Linked DNA regions of Mus musculus: region 2 is linked to region 1. The links are chromatin contacts, found by Hi-C or POLR2A ChIA-PET in ENCODE. All regions are on one chromosome and are shown on one strand. Each heading gives the region's core, a stretch centred on a gene start or an enhancer-like site at or near the end of the contact. The rest is flanking DNA. Distances are from core to core; before and after follow the strand shown. Region 1 holds the start of Sbf1 (SET binding factor 1). Region 2 holds the start of Ppp6r2 (protein phosphatase 6, regulatory subunit 2).

Evidence for each region. A loop is a pair of places that touch in the nucleus more often than their neighbours do. ChIA-PET counts read pairs that join two places held with the same protein, here RNA polymerase II (POLR2A).
Region 2: a map of heart shows a loop between it and region 1 (2.2-fold over the local background). The contact joins the promoter of Ppp6r2 here to the promoter of Sbf1 in region 1. A Hi-C loop is called at or near these places in 1 of 37 maps with a recorded cell type or tissue (heart). POLR2A ChIA-PET finds 5 or more read pairs at or near these places in 3 of 5 experiments (Patski and embryonic stem cell).

The regions. Positions count from the first base shown.
Region 1 is chr15:89,312,760-89,318,913 of GRCm38, reverse strand. Sbf1 (SET binding factor 1) reads left to right here and starts at 3,603. Exons shown (of 41, transcript NM_001170561.1): 1 at 3,603-3,852. The coding sequence starts at 3,798.
Region 2 is chr15:89,208,379-89,214,532 of GRCm38, reverse strand. It overlaps Ppp6r2 (protein phosphatase 6, regulatory subunit 2), which reads right to left and starts at 2,974. Exons shown (of 25, transcript NM_026813.2): 1 at 2,754-2,974.

The sequences.
Region 1 (6,154 bases), core at 2,354-4,853:
AGGAATGCACCAATACATAAGATTTTTAAAATTAACGTATTTATTTTATTTATGAGTACATTGTCAGTGCTCTTAACCAGTGAGCCATCTCTCCTGTCTGCTACATAAGATTTTACATTTGGGACAGGTGGAGATGAGCCTTGCTGAGAGAGAGGACTGAAGTCCCCTATGCTGTCCTTCCAAGCTCTGGGTGACAGGACAATTGCCGCTTCCTGAGCTTATTCAAGTTTTATTCCCAAGCTCATGGCAGGTAAGGATAGGGATAGTCTCTGACCCCTAAGTTTCGGCCTGACTGTCTAGTCTGCTTCTTTCCCTTCCACCACGGTCCCCACTGTCATCATTTGACACCTGTTGTATACAACTGCCCATGTGGCTTCCCAGGGGAAACTCTAGCACCTTTTTCTGTTAACCTTTAGTTGCAGAAGCTGCCTTTGGGAGTAATGTGCAAGCTGGCAGGGCCCCAGCACTTTTGACTTTTAAATGGGGTTGGGGGTGGGGAGCAGACAAGAGTTTTCTGGGGGGGTCTGTCCTGGGATCAAAGGGTTGTCTGGTGTTGGTGACATTGGGGAAGACTTTTGAGTAGTGGCTCTCAACTTTCCAGTGCTGTGACCCTTCAATACAGCGCCTCATGTTGTGGTGACCCCCAACCATAAAATTATTTCCCCCTGCCCCCTGCTTGCTCCAGCCCAAAGATTTTTTTATTTATTTATCATATGTAAGTACACTGTAACTGTCTTCAGACACCCCAGAAAAGAGCATCAGATCTCATTACAGATGGTTGTCCATGTTGCTGCTGGGATATGAACTCAGGATCTCCGGAAGAGCAGTCAGTGCTCTTACCCATTGAGCCATCTCTCCAGCCCCCATAAAATTATTTTTGTTGCTACTTTATACCTGTAATTTTGCAACCGCTATGAATCATAATCTAAACGATTGTGCTTTCCGATGGTCTTAGGTGATTCCTGTGAAAGGGCCATTAAACTAATCCAAAGGGGACTTGACGCACAGATTGAAAACTGATACTTTAATATTCTTGGGGCAACTTCACCAAGAGATATTGTTTTCACCAAGAGGAATAAATTTGAGGTTTGATCCCAATGGTGAGGATTTTGAAAGTGAAAGACTTGGTGCACTGAGGGAACTGATACAGAGCAGTGGGAAGTGCGTAGGTCGTTGGGCAAGGCAGGTGACTCTGGAAGGAAGGTAGTGTAGATGAGTCACTTTGGGGGCCTACCATAGGATGGGAATGCTTTTGTTTCCTCTAGGAAAAGCCAACTCAAGGCTTAGCTGGCCATCCCCAAAACACAGGAAGATGTTGGAGAGTGAAGACCAAAAGACAACTGCCTACTAACCAGCAGGCGAGGGAGTATGTTTTGGGAGTATCCATCCAACACAAGCGAGGCTCACTGTGTCACTGTGGGCCACCCTACTCTGTAGGGGGTACCCATTTATCTCAAGTTGAGTCAGTTGTGTCATCAAGAAGGGTCGCCCCACCTTCTTAGGTCTGCAGGATACAGATGGTGAAGAGAATACATAGCTGGGTGAGACGTGGGCAACGAAAAACAGAGGCAGCAGTCTGCAAGGAGACAGGCGTTTGGAGGTGTGCATGTGCATAGCAGTGGGATGCGAGAATATTGTCTTGGAGGAGGGCCTACACTGGTTGAGGAGAGGAGACGACAGGCCCTTGAGGAGAAGAAGTCGCTAGCAGGTGACCTGGGGATGCAGTGGTTAGAGTACTCAATTTAGAGGCAAGACACTTGAGGATAGTTGGAAAGGACCCCCTGCCAGGATTGGGGTTCTTTTAGGTAATGACACTGGGCCCCAGTGGTCATGGGAGGAATGGGGTACAGGATCCTTATAGTTTCTAGGAGAGGCAACCCCAGGTTCAGACACCAAGTCAAACTTGCCTGCCACCATTTTTTAAAAAAATTTATTTATTTTATGTATATGAGTACACTGTAGCTGTCTTCAGACACACCGGAACAGGGTATTGGATCCCATTACAGAAGGCTGTGAGCCACCATGTGGTTGCTGGGAATTGAATTCAGGACCTCCAGAAGAGCAGTCAGTGCTCTTAACCTCTGAGCCATCTCTCCAGCCCCCTGCCACCATTTCTTACGAGTATAGAGACGAGTTTTAGTTGATTGACAGAAGCAGCCAACTCAATCAAGTTCAAACACAGGTTTTAAGCAGAAAGGAAGATTTTGCAGCTCACCTGGCATTGGCAAAGGAGAGCTAGGTTTGTGTCTCTGTGCACAGAACTTTCCTAGGACAGTCTTTTCCTCTTCCCCTCTTTTATTTATTTTTATTTTATCTTATTTTTTTCAAGACAGGGCTTCCTGGCTGTTCTGGAACTAGCTCCGTAGACCAGGCTGGCTTCAAACTCCATCTGCTTCTGACTCCCAAGCGCTTTAATTAAAGGCGTGCGCTGCCACCACCACCATGACCACCAAGCTCATCCCCCTCTCTTAAAAAAGACATTTTCACTTTATGTGTATGGGTGTTTTCCCTGCATGTATGTCCACGCACCACCACAAACACGTTCCGGAGGCCAGAAGGGGGCGACAGATCCCCCTGGACCCAGAATTGCAGGCGAGGGTGCTGCAAATCCAGCACAGATTCCCATAACCTCTAAACTATCTCTCCAGAAAGGCCCTTATATCTCCTGTTTTTTGGACACATGGTTTCCTGATGAAGCCAAGGAGACTGGACTGGAATTCATGAACGACCTGCTTCAGCTTCTCAAGGGCCGAGACTCTTTATACACGTACACTGACGACTGGACTCGTCTCTCCTGAGATTGCTTTCATTCATTCTCCAGATCTTGCAGGTGGAGGGAACACGATGCTAATAGGTGGCTTGTCTTTCAGTTCTCACAGAAAACTAAACTCATCAACAAGCAAGCCTAGTCCTCCCCCTTTAATCTCCTGGTCAAGGACCTTGCCTCTCCTACAAGTGTCCATTCCTGTATTACTGCAAGAGGCCTGGCCAACCCCCTGACCTCCAGGGCGATCCAACTTCGCAGGAAGGTGACTCAAGCTGGAACTTTTTTTTTTTTTTTTTTAAATGCAGGTGTTGGATATCCCATCCATCCAATGGTGAAATATCTAGCTGCCCCTTTTTGCACTAGGAACTTAAAAAAAAAAAGCCTGTAAAGTCTTTCCCTTGGCCACCATAAGATTGGCAGGGTGAGTGGCGAAGCCATGACACTCCTCCATCCCCCAGCTCGGTCCTCTAGTTTGGGAGACTGGCTGGACAAGGCCTGAGCTCCACTGGTTTGCTTCAGGCAGACTGAGCTGGACCACGCCCCTGACCCTCGGAGTTAGGCTCTCCCAAGGGTGAGGTCCAGGTCTCCCTTCATTCCGGGGCTTCAGTTCCGACGGGGAAGTATGCCCTAATCCTGACCGGTGGTGCTTCAGGTCGAAATGTCGGCCGCGGGACCAGGGTAGCTGACCCGCCCCGGCCGCCGTAAGCTTCACCCGCCCAAAGGGTTGAGCCGGTCCTTGAGCATGAGGTAGTAGGCGGGGCAGCGCCCTCTGGACCCGCCCCATGCGGAGTGGCCCAATGGAAGCGCACTGTGCCAGGTCCCGCCTACACGGGAGGGGCAGAACTGCGCAGGCTCCTGAAGCGCCCGGGCGGGCCGGCTGGCTGGGAAGATGGCGGCGGAAGCCCTGGTCAGCGGCGCCGCAGAGGAGCGGGCCCGGGGTGTCCCAAGTGTGCAGCTTAGGGCCAGCGCCGGGCCATGAGCGCGCCGCCATCGAACCCTCGAGCCGTGGAGCCCGCCTGCGCCCCTTGCCATGGCGCGGCTCGCGGACTACTTCGTGCTGGTGGCGTTCGGGCCGCACCCGCGCGGTGAGTCTCAGCGCCGAGGGGGACGAGCTGGGGGGGACTGAGGGACTGGGACTGAGGACTCGAAGCTAAGAAGACCCGGCCGGAGGCAGGGTCAGGAGTTGGGGCCGAGCTCTCGGGGCTCTCGAAAAGAGGCCTCCGTAGTTATTGGCCACGGTGGCGTCGGGGCAACCCGCGAGGACCCCGGACGACATGGCCTGTGTAAGAAACATCCCTCCTACACCTGGGCACCTGCGTCGCTGTTCCGAGGTGGGCAGGGGCGTGTCGCTCGGGCGTGGGAGGCTGGAGGACCCTGCTGCAGTTCGGTCTCCCCGATTCCAAGTTGGGTGGGATGGGCTCACCCCGCCTTGGCCGCCTGCCGGTGGCTGGGTCTGGGAATTTCAGAGAGGGGGGCGGAACGTTTTCGTCTTCCAGCTTCTCTGACCCAGTGCTAGGTCTGAAGCCTCAAGCACCGCTTGATGGGGTGCAGTGGAGGGGGAGGGGTTCGTCGGTGGTATGGAGCCGGACTTCAGACGAAAGTGTCACACTTGGAGGAGAGCATTCCTGGTGTTCAAGCCTCTAAGCCAGGCCCCTCAGCGGGGGATCAGTGTGGTGATCTAGGAGGCCCTGATCTGGAGTCAGCACCTGTGTCTGAGAGCCCTTCAGTCCTGGGGGTAGGAGAAAACGGAGCCTGACAGTGACATCAACCACAGCCATGGAGACAACAGTGTTGGGGGGTGTTGGCTGGAGTCCTCAGTGTGCCAGGCCCTGCACAACCCTTTGTGTGTATGATCTCATTTCTCCCAATAGCCCACTGAGATTGCCTTGCTGTTGCCCTATCTTCAGCATAGAATCTGGCATAGAGAAGTTGAGTGTGTGGGTCTGGAATGGAGGCTGGGACTTGTACTCTGGCTGTCAGAGTCCACCTGCAGAGGGGCGGTATCTTAGGGACAACTGTGGCCAGATGAGGTAGCCCCTTAATCCCTAGATGTAATGCTTCCTACCGTGTTCCAGTTATCTATTCCACACAGTTATTCTGCTGCTTCTCAGACCAGCTGTCACTGTCACCATTCAGGACCCAAACTTTCTTCTTTGCCTTTCTTCTTGCTAAGTCTCCACTAGGACTGTTCCTTTGTTTAATGTCCACATGATGGACCCTGTATGCACTGGAAAACACCACCACCACCACCACCACCACCACCACCACCTCTGTCTTCAGATCTGTTCAGTACCCTCGCTTCTTTCTGCTCTCATGTATTCAAGTCTATATCTTTTGGCACTCAGTCCCGAGCATCTGTCTTTCCCTCCAAAGAGGGAGTTCTCAAAGGCAGAGACCACATTGTGTTCATCCCCCTGTCCTCCTTGAGCAGGAGGCTTGCCACCAGTGTTGTACTGGCACACACAGGGAGAACCTGTGCTCCAAGGCATAAGTGAAGGCCAGTGAGGTGCCTCCTCTGGAACGGAGGAGGAGTACTGCTGGAGAGTGAGGAAACCAAGCTGGCTGAGGGCTGGCTGGGGTCTCGGGCTGGGCGCTGGGCCAGGGCTGGAGGAATGGAATGGACTTGGATGGTGGTGAGAAGGTTATGAAGAAGGTCCTGTGAAACAGAATGTAGGTAAAGGCCAGGTTGGGGAGGTCTGCTGGGAGTGGAGTAAAATTGAGGGTGATGTGTGGGTAGCTCCATGGGAAGTTGCTGTGGCACGTGGGGGCTTACTGATACAGCTGTACAAGAGGTGTGGACCTCTGACCTCTGTACAGGACGGGATAGAAGGCTGAGGCCAGAGGTGGCTACTTTTCCTGAATCACCGGTGTGATGGAGTAATTCTCAGATTACCCATCACTGTGGCGACTGCAGGCCAGTGAGCTCTCTAAGCACTGCCTTCTAGGGTCAGAGTTGACTGGTTGTTGGCTGACCACTCGGCTTCAAGGCATTCCTTTGAGGAACCAGCCTGGAATCGGGTTTCTGGGTGTGGGCTGAAGGCAGATCTATAAGGCAAGGGATGTGAGTACCAAGAACAAAAGACCCCAAACTGAGGAGCACACTGAAGATTAGTTGTCCTTCCTTTGTCACTCTTCACCGTTGGCTTGCGCCAGTTACCGTGCACTCTCGCCTCAGTTTCCCCGTCTTTATATGGAATGGGCCACATGGAGCTGCTCTGAGGCTGTCAGGAACACTTATGCGTAAAGATATAGCACAGGACTGGCCCAAGGAGATAATTTACATCTCAGATCTGAGTAGCCGATGTAAGAACGCTAGGTAGGTGTTTCTGAAGAAGGTGAAGGGCCCTCTGTGTGCTGACTGACCTAGGATGCAGGGTCCTTTAGATT
Region 2 (6,154 bases), core at 1,725-4,224, 100 kb after region 1:
AAACAGGGAAATTATAGCTCCTATAGTCTATGGTTACCTTAAGGATTAGATGAGAAATTCCCATATAAATTAAATACAGAGCTGGGCATGGTGGTGCATGCCTTGAATCCTAGCACTTGTGGGGCAGAGGTAGGGAGATCTCTGCTAGCTCTAGGCCAGTCTGGTCTATATAGCAAGTTCCAGAACAGCTGAGGCTACAGAGAGAGACCTTGTCTCCAAATAAATAAATGAATCAATCAATACTAAATGCAATGGCACACAAGAAATACTCAGCACATTTATCATGTGCACTAAGTAAAGAGCTATTCCCAACGCTTTAAATATTATCTCCCTGCTCAAAATTGTATGTTCAGCCTAACCTCTCCTGTTTCACATCTGTCGGTTAGATACATTCTCCCTAATGGCCCCTGGGCTTCTTAGAAGTTTCCCACTAGTCTCAGCCGAAGGAAAACCTTGCTTGCTCTCTCTAACATGTAACCATTCCCTCATATCTATCACTGCCTCAACCCAGCTTCTCCATTTAATTAGACGATGCTACTACCCAGCCATTTCACTTCTACCGAGAAGTCTGGGACTCTCTCTGAGCTCTCTCACTCTCTCATACCCCTCTTCAATTGTTACTTACGGCTCTAAGAAGCTTCAACAGCTTTTCCTCCAAAATACCTCCCTAAATTAACTACTGAGGTTTGAACCACAACACCCCCTCCTATCCAGATAGTCATAATGCCCCACAACTCAATCTCCAGCCTAGAACCACCCCCCTCACCCCCCACCCCCCTCAAGCTGTAAGGCTGACTAGAAGACAAACATTCTCAGCCAACCTAGACACACCAATATTATCTAGTTCCTGCAAGAGATCTGGGCCCTTTCCATCTCCTCCCGATGTCCGTGTTGAAAGGCTCTGGCCTGCTCTCCCACCCTCCTCCTTAAAGCTAATTTCTTACTGGGCAATGGTAGCATACTTTAATCCCATCAGTTGGGAGGCAGAGGCCAGGTGGATCTCTGTGAGTCTGAGGCCAGCCTGGTCTAGGTCTACAGAGCTAGTTCTAGGACAGCCAGGACTACGCAAAGAAACCCTGTCTAGAAAAAAAACAAACAAAAGATAGCCTCTTTTTTTTTTTTTTTTTTTTTTTTTGTTTGTTTGTTTGTTTGTTTTTCGAGACAGGGTTTCTCTGTATAGCTCTGGCTGTCCTGGAACTCACTTTGTAGACCAGGCTGGCCTCGAACTCAGAAATCCGCCTGCCTCTGCCTCCCAAGTGCTGGGATTAAAGGCGTGCGCCACCACTGCCCGGCGATAGCCTCTTTTTTGCCTCCAAGAGCTTATTTAGCTCACATGAGAACCAGAGAGGTCAAAGGGCTGACCCAGAACATAAGAACATCAAGAGATGAACACATCAGACTTGGTTGGGAAAACTTTTAATCCCAGGCAAAGGTAGGCAAATCTCTGAGTTTCAGTCCAGCTTGCTCTACATAGATAGCCAAGACTCCATAGCAAGACCCTGTCTCAGAAAAACAGAAAGGGAGAGAGGCGTGAAGAGATAAGAATGAGGACTGAAGCTGGGTGACAGTAGCCCTCGCCTTTGATACCAGCACTAGGGAGGCAGAGGCAGGCGGATCTCTATGGAGTTTAAGGCCAGAGTTCCAGGACATCTATGGCTACACAGTAAAACAGTCCCGGAAAGGGGGGGGGGGGGATAGGGAATGGAATGAGATGGTAAGAAGCCAGCAAGCAGCATTGTCAGGTAGGACACAGATGAAGGTGTCAGTGAAAACCTGAAAACCTGTCTGGAATAAGGCCTAGGGACATGGTTGAGGATGGTGACAAATTGCGGGGAGGGGCTACAGCAGAAAGCGAGAATTGGGGAAAGTGACTGGACTGAGAGCTGATAGCGAACAGCAAGAGCTCCGTAATAGATTGGAAACAGCCTTCACTAAGTGAGTAGTCAGCTGTGAGGATACAAAGTAGCAGGTGAAGAAGTTCCAGAAAGAAGAGGCGCATGGGAGAAGCAAAAGATGATGGGGGGGGGGGGGGAGTGGGAGAAAGACAGTGGGTGATGATGACAACTGGGGAACGACCCGGAAGAGGAATGGGATGGAAATAAAGGACAATAACAAAGCGAGCGCTTGGCAGTGGGCACTGGTAGGAGGAGATGAGCGAGCGGGGAGGGAACGCTTGATAGGTGGAAAGGTCACCACCAGCGGGGCCCCTGATGAGGAGGGTGGAAAAAAAAAAAAAACCCAAAGATGAGATAGGGAACACTGACAACTCCCCAGGCCCTGTATCCAAGGTCCGCCCCACCTCTACAGCCACCGACAGAGGTGAGGGACCTTGATAGGAGCAGAGGTGGACAACTGGGAGGGAGAGAACCAGGCGGCCACTAAGAGGCTGAGACTAATTCTGAGAGTGGGGAAAAACTGACCACTGACAGGCCAGGAGCTGGGATAGTAGCTAAAAGGGATGTTGACTGTCAAGAAGGGTGAGCGCTGAGGGAAGGGAAGGGATGGATGGATGGATGGATGGATGGATGAATGAATGACGGCAGTGGAGAGTGCTGGCTGACCGGGAAGCAGACTGATGGAGGCGCTGACCCCCTGACGAAGCGCAGGGTGACAAAGGCGCTGCTCTACTGACAGGGCGCTGACCGCACAAGCTGAGTGACAGCAGGACGCTGACGGCCCGAAGGCGGTGGGGGGTGGGGGTGTCCCTCCTGTCCCCGGGCCGCAGGAAGCGGTGGGCGCGCGGCCGCACTCACCTGCCCAGCAGGCTGGGGGTCGCAGCGACTCCTCCTCCGAGGGAGGCCCAAGCGAGGCCAGGACGCTCGCAGAGGTGAAGTGCGGACGGCCTGGAGCGGGCCGCACGCACATGGGCCCGACCCCGCGGCGCGGCGCCTTCGGACTCGGGCGCAGCCGGCGGGAGGCTCGGGACCCGCTCGGGACCGGCTCGGGGCCGCGGGCGAGATCGCTCCAAAATGGCGGCGGCGGCGGCGGGGGCGCGCGCGAGCGAGCGAGCGGGCCGGCGGGCGAGCGCGCGGACGGGGGAGGGGCGGGGGCGCGCCCCGGGGGCGGGGCCACCGGAGGAGGCACAGAGTGGCGGCCGCGGTCCAGGGTCTGTCTGGTGGAGTCGCGCTGGGGGAACGTCCTGAGGCGTCCCCGTGATCGAGCTGGCTGTGCTAAATAAATCCTCTGGGCACCTTCAAGTCCCCAGAGCGGTGCGCGCGCTCGTCTCCGCTACGTCCTGTTTCTGAACTGGACTGTCCGCTGATCTACTTGGTTTGTTTGTTTTTTTGGTTTTTTTTTTCCTTATTTATTTATTTATTTAATGTAAGTACACTGTAGCTGTCTTCAGATGCACCAGAAGAGGGCATCAGATTTCACTGCGGATGGCTGTGAGCCATCATGTGGTGGCTGGGATTTGAACTCAGGACCTTTGGAAGAGCAGTCAGTGCTCTTAACCGCTGAGCTAGCCCTTTTTACCTTTTTTTTTTTTTTTTTTTTTTTTTTTGGTTTTTCGAGATAGGGTTTCTCAGTGTAACAGAGCCCTGGCTGTCCCGGACTTGCTTTGTACACCAGGCTGGCCTCGAACTCACAAGAGATTCTCCTGTCTCTCTGCCTCTGCCTCTGTGTTGAGATCAAAGCCGTTTTGTTTTGTTTTGTTTTGTTGTTTAGTTTCGTTTTGTTTTGTTTTTTTTTTTTCTTTTCTTGGATACCGATCCTTGTTGTCCAGGGCTTGTGTACGTCACATACGTGGCCATCTAACATGGGTTGAAATGAGTTCAAATTAAATTAATCTCTAAAATGAGACTGATTTCCGGTGGCAGTGTGAGCCATGGGAAAATATCAAAAAAAAAAAAAAAGAAACATGTAAGGAATGTGTCAACACATGCTAGCTATGAACTCACTCACTCTCAGTGGCAAGTTCACTACCGCTGTGCGAAAGTATAAGCCGGCGTGGGTGGTTGCACTTGGGAGACCAAAGCAGGAGGAGTTTCAGGCAAGCAAAACATACTGGCGCACATCTTTAATACCAGAGGCAGGGGGGATCTCTGCCAGTTCGAGACTCGCCTACTCTACTCTACTCAGCGAGTTCCGGGTCAGCTAGGACTACAGAGTGTAAAAATGTCTAAGGGGGAGACATTTCTGGGCCCTTCCAAGATTTTTTTTTTCTTTGAAGTGGTGCTGCTGTGTTTCCCCCTTTTCTCAGCAGAGGGCGCCAAAGAGACACTGTTGGAGGAAAGGAAATCGATTTTTTTTGTTTTGTTTTCTTCCCCGGTTTGGAAAGCAAAATTGGAGGCGCCTGGGTTCGCGGTGTGGTCTCTTGCAGCACAGCTTTTCCCAGGCCATCCTGACTGAAGTGATACCCTGAATACAGAAGCCGAATGTGCTGCAGAACTGGGGCTTGTGCGGAGATACCAAACACAGGGGATGACCCACTAGTCCCATTACCGCAACAGCGAGCAGGTGCAAGCCTGGCCCTGACCTTTACACTATTTTTAAGTCCAGGCCAGAGTTCACGTATCAGAAGCAGCTCTGAGCACCCTCTTCCCAGACACACACACACACACACACACACACACACACACACACACACCACCATTTTTTGTGGGTACTGGTCTGACATATAAACTGAGGAAACAGAACCGATGAACTGAATCTCCATCCTTTAGCTCCCCCCCACACACACACACACTTTTTTTTCTTTCTTTCTTTTTTTTAAAAGATTTATTTATTATTATATGTAGCTGGCTTCAGATGCACCAGAAGAGGGTGTCAGATCTCCTTACAGGAGGTTGTGAGCCACCATGTGGTTGCTGGGATTTGAACTCAGGACCTTTGCAAGAGCAGTCAGTGCTCTTACCCGCTGACCCATCTCGCCAGCCTTTCTTTCTTTCTTTCTTTTTTCTTAATTTTGAGCTGGGCATTTAGTCCCAACATTTGGGAGATTGAGGCAGGAGAATCGGTAGTTTAAGATTAGCTTTGGCCACTTACTGAGTTCAAGGGCAGCCTGGGCTATTGAGACCTGTTTTTTTTTGGGGGGGTTTTTTTTTTTTTTGGTTTTTTGTTTTTTTTGGTTTTTTGTTTTTTGTTTTTTGTTTTTTGTTTTTTTTTTTTTTTGGTTTTTCAAGACAGGGATTCTCTTTATAGCTCTGGCTGTCCTGGAGCTCACTTTGTAGACCAGGCTGGCCTCGAACTCAGAAATCTGCCTGCCTCTGCCTCCCGAGTGCTGGGATTAAAGGCGTGCGCCACCACGCCCGGCTAGACCTGTCTTAAAAGACCTTTTGTTTGTCTGTTTTGAGGGCATAAGATTTTGATAAGTTGTGCAAACTGGCCTTGAACCTGTGGCCTTGCCCTACTCTTTTCACACCCACACTGAGTTCATCAGCAAATCTCTTGTTCTTCTTGTCTGTATCTAACCTGTAAGACCAGTTTCTCTCCTGTGGCTGTAAACAGTGTAGACTGGCCCCCTACTTTTATCCTGGACAACTTGCTGCAGGCCCTTCAGCACGGTGTTCAAAGGGATCCAATTAAAATAAGTCAGATCACATCTCTGACCTCAGGGGCTTGCTGTCTCACCCAAGATGAAAGCAAGAATCCTTGGTGCTGCCCACAAAGTTGTTTGTGATGTGATCTCACTTTATCTGCTTATATTATTTCACTTAAGTCCTGATAACCTCCTGCCCCAGGTCAGCTGCTCAAGTGGCCTCTGTATCTTTTCAGGCATCTCCCCCTTTATTGCTATGCTTGCTAACTTGTCTCATAGATACTTAATCATTGCGGCTGCCTCCTCCTCCTCCTCCTCCTCTCCCTCCCCTTTCCCCTTTCCGTTCCTCCTCCCCCTTCTCCACTGAGGGCTTCCCTGGCTGCTCTATTCCAAGCCTCAGGCTTACATCATACCAGGTTATAGCCTTGTCTCTCATTTGGTCTTTCCTCCTTCCCAATGGTATCACAACCCAAAAAGGAGACCTGAAACCACACAATGATTTCAATGGAGAGAGTTTGATATGAAAATTATCAATTACAAGAATATTCTGGCCGGGCGTGGTGGCACACGCCTTTAATCCCAGCACTTGGGAGGCAGAGGCAGGCCGATTTCTGAGTTCCAGGCCAGCCTGGTCTACAGAATGAGTTCCAGGACAGCCAGGGCTATACAGAGAAA